Linked DNA regions of Homo sapiens: region 1 is linked to region 2. A link is an interaction called in ENCODE POLR2A ChIA-PET data of the cell type or tissue named here. Cell type or tissue: Panc1. All regions are shown on one strand. Each heading gives the region's core, and the rest is flanking DNA. Links, peaks and the distances in the headings are about the cores only. Region 1 holds the start of LRRC75B (leucine rich repeat containing 75B). Region 2 overlaps ADORA2A-AS1 (ADORA2A antisense RNA 1).

What was found. ChIA-PET counts read pairs that join two places held together with the same protein. Peaks named below come from ENCODE experiments on the same cell type or tissue, not always from the same donor. Only the 100,000 strongest peaks of a DNase experiment are listed, where the experiment ranks them.
Region 1: POLR2A ChIA-PET joins it to region 2 with 8 read pairs; 3 of 35 experiments call an interaction of 5 or more read pairs at or near these places.

Annotation. Positions count from the first base shown.
Region 1 is chr22:24,592,426-24,596,807 of GRCh38, reverse strand. It overlaps LRRC75B (leucine rich repeat containing 75B), which reads left to right and starts at 3,735. Exons shown (of 4, transcript NM_207644.3): 1 at 3,735-3,945. The coding sequence starts at 3,769. It also overlaps a transcript of GGT1 not described here. RefSeq lists enhancers at 1,302-2,272, 3,322-4,314, 4,315-4,382 and a silencer at 3,608-3,837. In Panc1, for the core only: no CTCF peak of the experiment used is centred there; no DNase peak of the experiment used is centred there; H3K4me3 peaks cover 805 bases; H3K27ac peaks cover 438 bases.
Region 2 is chr22:24,447,001-24,451,382 of GRCh38, reverse strand. All of the region lies in intron 3 of ADORA2A-AS1 (ADORA2A antisense RNA 1), which reads left to right. Among named protein-coding and RNA genes, the nearest start is that of ADORA2A, 22 kb to the right of the region's middle. In Panc1, for the core only: no CTCF peak of the experiment used is centred there; no DNase peak of the experiment used is centred there.

The sequences.
Region 1 (4,382 bases), core at 137-4,136, 150 kb before region 2:
CCAAGTAGCTGGGACTACAGGCATGTGTCACCACACCAGGCTAATTTTTTTTTTTTTTTTTTTTTGTATTTTAGTAGAGACAGGGTTTCACCATGTTGGACAGGATGGCCTCAATTTCCTGACCTCATGGTCCGTCCACCGCAGCCTCCAAAAGTGCTGGGATTACAGGCGTGAGCCACCGCACCCAGGCACTAGCGTTATTACAAGGAGGCCATGTGAGCCGGGCATGGTGGCACTCACTCATAATCCCAGCTACTTGGGAGGCTGAAGCAGGAGGACTGCTTGGACCCAGGAGTTCAAGACCAGCCTGGGCAACATAGTGAGACCCCACTGCAAAAATAAGGAATGCCATGTGAAGGCCACACAGACACATAGGGTAGATGGTTTCAGAGACTGGAGTGATGCAGCAGCAGCCAAGGAAGGCCAAGGATTGCCAGGAGCCACCAGAAGCTGAAGAGACAAGGAAGGATCTTCCCCTGGAGTCCTCAAAGGGAGTGTGGCTTGGCCTATACTTGGATTTCAGACTTTTAGCCTCCAGAACTATTCTGTTGCTTTAAGCCACTGAGTTTGTGGTAATTTGCTATGGCAGGTCCTTACTCTGCCTATGGTTACACATCCAACAAGTGGCAGCCCAGGGGATTTGAATCCAGGCCCTGAGCCTATACCTGTGATCTCGCCTCACCCCGCCAAGCTCTGCTGCCTACTACAGCCTCATGACAATTCCTGGCCCTGCAGAAGGTTGACAACCCGTTCCTGTAGAGCAAACACAGAGGACATTCTGTCTCCATAGAGTATCCATCTGCTTCCTTCCTCCTAGCGAATGCCCCCAAACCATTCTGTGTCCTTCTTTACAGTGGCTACCAGGAGGCTCAGTGCCACTCAGCTACTTGCTGAGGTAACATTAACCCTGAGCTGGCCTTTTTCCCTCCTGGGCTTGAACAATACTACTGGGTGGGTAGAGAAGGGCCCAGAGGCAGTGCAAGGCCAGTTCCAGCCCTGGCTGCAGCCCTCTACCTGCCCATTGGGCCAGCTGGACCTTGTGTTCCTGTCATTTGAACTAGGCCACCGCATGGGTGGCAGAGGGCTTGAGACTCCAAAGGTGTGGCTGTCATCAATTCTTGTCTCCTGGCAGGTCCCACTTGGAGCCTAGTACGTTCCCATCAGGGCCTGAGGTCTAGCTGTGTCCTCCCTACCTGATTCTCCAGCCCCCAACCTCCCAACTCACTGACTCACTAGGGATGGCAGGGCTACCCTGAAGAATCCAGGGCAAGCCCTTGAGCTTCCACATCAGCCCCGGGAACTGAGAGGACAACATCGCAATCCCTCCACCCCATGGAGTCTCAACAAACACAGCTCTGCTGCTCAGGGTAACCCCAGGGAGACGGGCCAGCAGCCCTCCGTGAAGAACACATGTGGGCTAGCGAGGTGGAATCATGCCCCCATGCCTGAGGGGAGAGCTGTGCCTCTGGGGGCTGCTGTCCAAGTCAGGTTAGGCCAGAAATTGTCTCCAAAAGCCCACTCGCCCTAGGCACCCCACAAGCAGGCAGAGAAAAGCCCATCCAAGGATCTAGGCCCAGACACCACCCTCCCTCTTTTGCTGGAAAAATGTCCTCCAGGAACCTCTCGGCCAGGGACACAGAGGGTGGGGGATGAGAGGCAGGGGCTGGGGCAGTTCTCTGCCTTCCACAGGACTCTAAGCTCTGAGCACTCCCCCATACCGCTGCCTAGGTTGCCCCTTTCATGCCTCCAGGCTCAGCCCTCCATTCCCTCCTTTCTCCCCTCCCCCTGCCCAGTATTCTCACATTTGAGGGGACAGTGCCCAGGCCTGGCTCAGCCTCTGGGAGGATATGGTCAGGATCTGGGAGCCCTCCCAGCTGTGGCTCCAGCCCTGAGGCTGCAGGGGAAGAGGAGGAGGGCTTACCGGGCTGCCTGCTCTGGGCAGGGGGGTCTGAGAGGTCCCTGGGGCATCAGAGCTGCAGCTTAAAGCTCTGACCGGGTAGGTTGCCACTTCAGTTCAGCAACAGCGCCTTGGCCCTGGGGGAGGGCACGCAAGGCCGTCATGCAGGTTTGCCAGGGAGGAAACCTGTGGTGCCAAGGTGGCCCCAGGACAATGCTGGCTGCACTGGAGTGGGAGGAGAGGCTGTTGGGTCCAGCTGGCAGGTGCCAGGGGAGAAGGGGGTGCAAGCACTGCTCCAGCAGGGGTTGGGGGTCCGTGGATGGTCAAGGGGCTAAGACATCCTGCTGTCCTCTGCCTTGTCTCAGGGGCCCAGCCCCACAGGATGACAGAGCCTAGCACCCTGCCCTCTCCCCACTGCCATCTCTGGGCAGGCAGTGCTTAACCCAAAGGAAGGAACCTTGAATCTTCATAGGGTAATTAGCAGACACACACACACACACACACACACACACACACACATACACACGGGTGCTTGGCTGTCGTCCCTCATATATGCCCTCGGACAGTGCTCAGCCCTTCCTGCACAACAGGTACCAGTCCTCACAGGCTAAACACGTGCTCCTTGCTTAGAGAAGTGGGAACTGCAGATCAGTGCCTCAAACGTTCCCCACGCAGGAGATGTGAGCGTCCCAGAGCCGGGATTGGGGCTGCAGGGGCCCAGCAGGCCTGCAGCAGAGACCTAGGCTTCTGCTGAGGGAGCCCTGGGAAGTGGGATACACCTTGAGCTGGGTGGGTCCGTACCTCACCCTGGTCCTCAGAGGAGCCAGGGCCCCCATCTCACTCTGCCTGCCGCCACCCCCACCCCTTGTCAGGGAGGCAGACTGAAGCCAGCGGCAGATACAGCCCGCCTGCTGCCAGCTTGCCCAGAGCTGGGCTTAACGGTTAACCTGACTCTTCGTCCGGTTTATTTCCCAGGCTGGGGTCAGAGGTGGGGGCCTGCCCCAAACCAAGAAGCAGGAGGCAGTAAATATTTGCCAGTGCAGGAGTGTCCATGTAGCGTGAGCAGGTCCTACACCACAACTGCCAGCTGCAGAGATTTCTTTTCTTTTCTTTTTTTTTTTTTTGAGACAGAGTTTTGCTCTGTCACCCAGGGTAGAGTGCGGTGGCGCCATCTCGGCTCACTGTAACCTCCGCCTCCCAGGTTCAATTGATTCTCCTACCTCAACCTCCCGAATAGCTGGGATTACAGGCGCCCGCCACCACGCCCGGCTAATTTTTTGTATTTTCAATAAAAATGTGGTTTCACCATGTTAGCCAGGCTAGTCTTGAACTCCTGACCTTAGATTCCGCCTGCCTCGGCCCCCCAAAGTGCTGGGATTACAGGCGTGAGCCACCATGCCCGGCCTAATTTTTGTATTTTAGTAGAGACGGAGATTCACCATGCAGGGCATATTTCTAAAAGCAATGGGGGCAATACCTAACACTGGCACACACAGCAGAACCCCCCCACCCCGCCTAGAATGCTCTTTGCACGGTCAAAGCGACTATTCCCCAGTCAGCACTGGGGCCAGAGGGTAAAGAGGTGCCAAAAGCCACCTCGTCTCGGCCGAGCTCCGCGTCTCCCCTGGCGGCTCCAGGCCCTCGGGTTCTAGCGCCAAGACTGACGCAAGCAGGGCCTCCTCCAGTGTGATCAGGCCAAACCGAGGAACCCACTGGCCTCGCTCCGGCGCGGGGTGGGGCGGGCGCTCAGCCTTCGGACCCGGACGGGGCAGGGCCGCGGTGATTGGAGGCGGGGCGACTAGGGGCGGCCCCGGGAGCGGGGCGCAGACAGCCCGGCCTCCTGTGGGTTCGGCGACCATCGCGCGGCGGCCATGGGGGCGCGGCTGGGCCGGCGGGCCGGGCCCGAGGCTGGCTCTGAGGCCGGGGCGGCGGCCGGCTGCGGGCCCGCGCCCTACGAGCGCCGGGTGCGGTGGCTCCGCGAGATCCAGTCCACGCTCCGCGAGCGGCGGCCGGAGCGCGCCCGGCAGCTGCTGCGCCTCCTGCGCCAGGCGAGAGAAGGAGCCGTCCGCCCCTGGGCTGGCGGCCAGGGAGGGTCTGGGGGTCTGGGGGTCTGGGAGGCGCGGGGCTATGGGTTGTGGGCCTGTATCCGCCGGGAGGCGAGGCGGAGCTGGTCTCTGGCGCGCGCAGGCGGGTTCCGAGGGCGCGACAGGCTGCAGCACGCGGGGTCTTGCGTGGGCGAGAGGGCGACCGCCTGGAGTGAGGGCTGGGTGAGGTCGGCGGACCGTGTGGAGGAGGGGGCTGCTGAGTGTGTCCGGGTCTTTGGGGTTTGAGAGGGGTTGTGTGTGTTGAGGGTGGCCCGGTAGCCTGGACCTAAGAGCCCAAATTCAGGCCCTGGCAAGATGGGAGGGGCCCGGGAGGAGTGGCAAGTGAGGTCAAATCATCTTGTATTGAGAGACAATGGAAGAGGGTAACTTCCCCCTCCTCC
Region 2 (4,382 bases), core at 137-4,136:
ATGGGCTAACTGAGGTCCAGTCACTGAGGTCATGACTTATGTGACCTAGCAGAGTTGGGTCCTAGACCCCTCCAAAATTTCTTTTGTTCTGTGCCCAACCCCACTGACAGAACCACTTATCTGCCTGAAATGAAGGGACCCACTGAGTCATGTATCTAAAATTAATATTTTGTAAGAGTCCAGCAATATTTTCACAGGCATGTCAAATGGATGCCCCATTTACAGATAACCCTCAATGGGCAAAGATGAGGGCTTTATGGTCCTTAAAGGTCCTTGGTGGCCAGGACACTGTGGAGGCCAAGATAAACCACTGGTCTCTAAGAATGTTCTTTGGTATATAGAAGGCCAGGATCCTTAAATGCAGTCTTTCTAAATGGGGTCAGAGTACAAGACCTTAAGATCCTGTCCTCAAAATTTCAACAGAAAGGGGCTCCAGTTTCTCTTTGTCCCCTCCCCCACCCTCTGGCCACCACCCACCTTCCTCCATATCTCTCAGCAAGCTGCTTCCTGCATCAGCGCCCTTGTTTTGCTTGTGCTATTTGTGTCTGCTTCTAACAGCTGGCCCCAGCCTGGCAGCCCCTAGCTCTGAGGATTATCCAATTATCCCATTAGCCCAGCATGTCCTTCCTTCCTCCAGAGCTATTAGCTCCCCATCTCCCTCTCCCTCTCTCTCTCCCTGGGCTTGTCCATAGCCTCCCTTGCTCCTTCCCTAGCCAGGCCTAGAGCTGGGTGGGTCAGCCCACAGTCAAATAGACTCAGAGAATACCAGAGCTGGAAGCGATATGTATCCACTGCTTCATCATTTTGCAGGGAAGGAAACCCAAAGTCACATGACCAGTTAATGGCAGCAGAGAACTAAAACCCAGGTCTCTCGACCCAGTCAGTGTGCCTTACCAAGTGTTGCTATGCTTCGCCCTAGGATGGAGGAGATACCATCCCCACTCCTCTCTCTGGGATTCAAATTTATAGTCTTGGTAGGAAAATAGAACATACACTGGTGAAAACCAGCACATTATTCAGGCGTTAAGTCATAACTTAGCAGCAGAAGAGATGTCATCAGAAGCAGGTAACAAACTTCTGGTGCGTGGGACAGGCATGCATCTAAAGGCGCTCAGGAAGGGGAAAAGAGGATTTCAGCAAAGTCTCCCTCCATCTTCATGGAAGAGACGGCTCTTCAGGTGGTCCCTGAAGCATGGGAATTGTCTAAAGTAGGGGAGTGACAGCATCCCAGGCAAAGTGGCCTGCCTGAGAGACAAAGGCAGGGAATGGGGTAAGAGGATGGTAGACAGTTCAGTTTGGCACAGTGAGGAGCAGGGTAGTGGGTAGGAAAGTGGGTGGTCAGAGACAGGCTGGAGGGCAAAGCTGTGTCCTTGAATGGCCACAGAAAGAAGGTGGACTTGATCTGCTGCATATTTAGGGTCCACTAAATGTTTTGGAGCAAGGGAGGGACATGGCTGATGCTGTGCTTTGGAGATATTAATCTGACTGCTTGGGCTGAATAGATTGCGGTAAAAGAGATCAACAAAGAGGTCTGTTTGGAGTGTATTCAGGTTGGTAGAGATGATAGTGCCTCCGCCAAGACCATGACTTTGAGGGGTTACTGAGGGGTAGAGTGGATGGAACAGATTCCAAAGATGTTCAGAAAGAATTAACAGAATGCAATAGATTGGATTTGGGAAGATAAGGAGAAGAGCTCCTACTAATAGGATTAGGGAAGTAAGAAGTGGCCACAGGAAGTATGGGGTAGGATGGAGGAAGTGGATGAGGACCCTCCCCAGCTTCACCCTCTGGCACTCCTTGGGTGAGAGCATTTTGTAAAGTTGGCAGAGTTTGCTTAACCCTGGGCTGCAGGATGCCTTCTCTACCCTATGTCTCAGCCCCTCCAGGCTTCTCTGCTGGATGTCCACATGTTGACCCAATAAATCATCATGGTACCCTCCCCAGATGGCAAATGTCCTTCACTTGGGGTAATACTGCTGTCATCTAAGGAGGAATTTTTGGCCTTGGGGTGTATTCTGTTAATACAGGACTCTGGGCCTCTTTGATGCCTTTCAATCCATACCAGGTAGTTGTCTCCCAGCTATACTCATACATTTGATGCAGGTAGTGACTTTTTAATGTATATGTTGTCATTCCCTCCTCCTAATCCTCTGTCTTATCCCACATACCTGCTCTGGGCTTCCATGAACTGAAAACTGAACTGAAGGCAATTCTGGCCACAAAAGATGAGCCATCTTCACTAGCCTTGTGCCCTCGAAGTACAGAGAAGTCTCCTCAAGGCCCATAAGGGGGTCCAGGCCTCTTCCAGGCCAGCAAGCACCTGAATATCCTGACATGACTGTCCTTGGATCACTGAAGACCCAGCCATGAGTCTCAAATTGTTGCATCTTGGTGGCCTTTAACGTGAACTAGTTATTCTGCTGAAGCTTCTGTGAGCCCAGTTGTGCCTTTTGGAATAGCACAATGCAAGCTGTTTCTCTCATCTGATCTGTTCACCATAGCTCTCCCTAAGTCTTCTCCAACCTCATGTCCTCCAGACATTTTCAGTTTCTAGATGCTCCCTGTCTTGATCCCCTTCCTTTGGCCACTTGTTAATTCGTTGAGTGTCATTGGGAGGTTACCGTCTTGTTTGCAGGCACAAAATGACAAACTCATTTCAGTTTGTTCATGAGCAGGTGGTGTTGAGAAATGAGCATGTCTCCTGCCTTGAGTGGGTACCTGGTGAGTCCCTGTAGCCTGGGACTCACTTCCTAGTAACTAGGATGTCAGTGCAGCTTGAGGCTGCAGTTGCTTCTTTCCCAGCCTGTCCCACGGTGTTAGCCAGTGCTCAACTGAGTAACTGTAGTGTCCATGTTGTTTTGACCTGAACTGATAGTAGGCTGGGTCTCTCTATCCTCCCACTCCTCCCTGCACATTGGCTTTTTCTGAAATTGAGCAGGCTTTTTTTTGGGTTTTTTTTTTTTTTTTTTTTTTTTTTTTTGAGATGGAGTCTCGCTGTTGCTCAGGTTGGAGTGCAGTGGCGTGATCTCAGCTCACTGCAACCTCTGCCTCCCAGGTTCAAGTGATTCCCTTGCCTGAGCCTCCCGAGTAGCTGGGACTACAGGCATGCACCACCACATATGGCTAGTTTTTTTTGTTTTGTTTTTTTTTTTTTTTAGACGGAGTCTTGCTCTTTCGCCCAGGCTGGAGTGTAGTGGCATGATCTCGGCTCACTGCAACCTCCACCTCCCTGGTTCAAGCAATTCCCCTGCCTCAGCCTACCGGGTAGCTGGGATTACAGGTGCCTGTCACCACGCCTGGCTAATTTTGTTGTATTTTTAGTAGAAACGGGGTGTCACCATGTTGGCCAGACTGGTTTCAAACTCCTGACCTCAGGCAATCTGCCCACCTCGGCCTTCCAAAAATGCTGGGATTACAGGCATGAGCCACCGTGCCTGGCTAGTTTTTGTATTTTTAGTAGAGACGGGGTTTCACCATATTGGCCAGGCTGGTCTCAAACTCCTGACTGCAAGTGATCCACCTGCCTTGGCCTCCCAAAGTGCTCAGATACAGGAGTGAGCCACCACATCCGGTCTGAGCAGGACTTTACACTGGTCCTTGCTCAGTTTTATCTGTCCAGCCCTTTGAGGTCATTTTGAATCCTGACTCTGTTGGCCCAGACATTTACTGTATCCCTTCTCCATTAACCTCTTAGATAAGTCTAAATTTCCCTAATGTCTAGACTTTCATAAACAGATGGGACAGTATAGGGTTGAAGAAAGTAAATGATCCATAATCAGTGACCCTTGCCTAGGTCGTCTGCCAGTTCCACACCCACCTCCCGGCACCCAGAGATCAGGGACTTCCAGGTGCCTGGCTTGAACTCATACCCACCACATTTCTCCCTCTGGCAATGGCTGGGCAATGTCAGTGATCAGAATATAGAAGGTGGTCAGTAGCTCTCCTCCCTGCCACCCCATCTTCCTTCCCTCCCAGCCTCCTTTCCACTCTCTGATTCCAAGAACACTGGAGCTATTGATTGGTTACCCTCTTATTTTTCTGAGCTGAGAATGGATTTATTACTGCAATAATAATGATCATCATCATCCTGGGCATTTGTGTTAAATATACCTTCCAAAGCACTGCCACATTTATTTATTTTTTTGAGACAGAGTTTCACTCTTGTTGCCCAGGCAGGAGTGCAATGGTACAATCTCGGCTCACTGCAACCTCTGCCTCCCAGGCTCAAGAGATTCTCCTTCCTCATCCTCCCAAGTAGCTGGGATTACAGGCACTTGCCACCATGCCCAGCTAATTTTTATTTGTCTTTTTTAGTAGAGACAGGGTTTCACCACGTTGGCCAGGCTGGTCTTGAACTCCTGACCTCAGGTGATCCACCCACC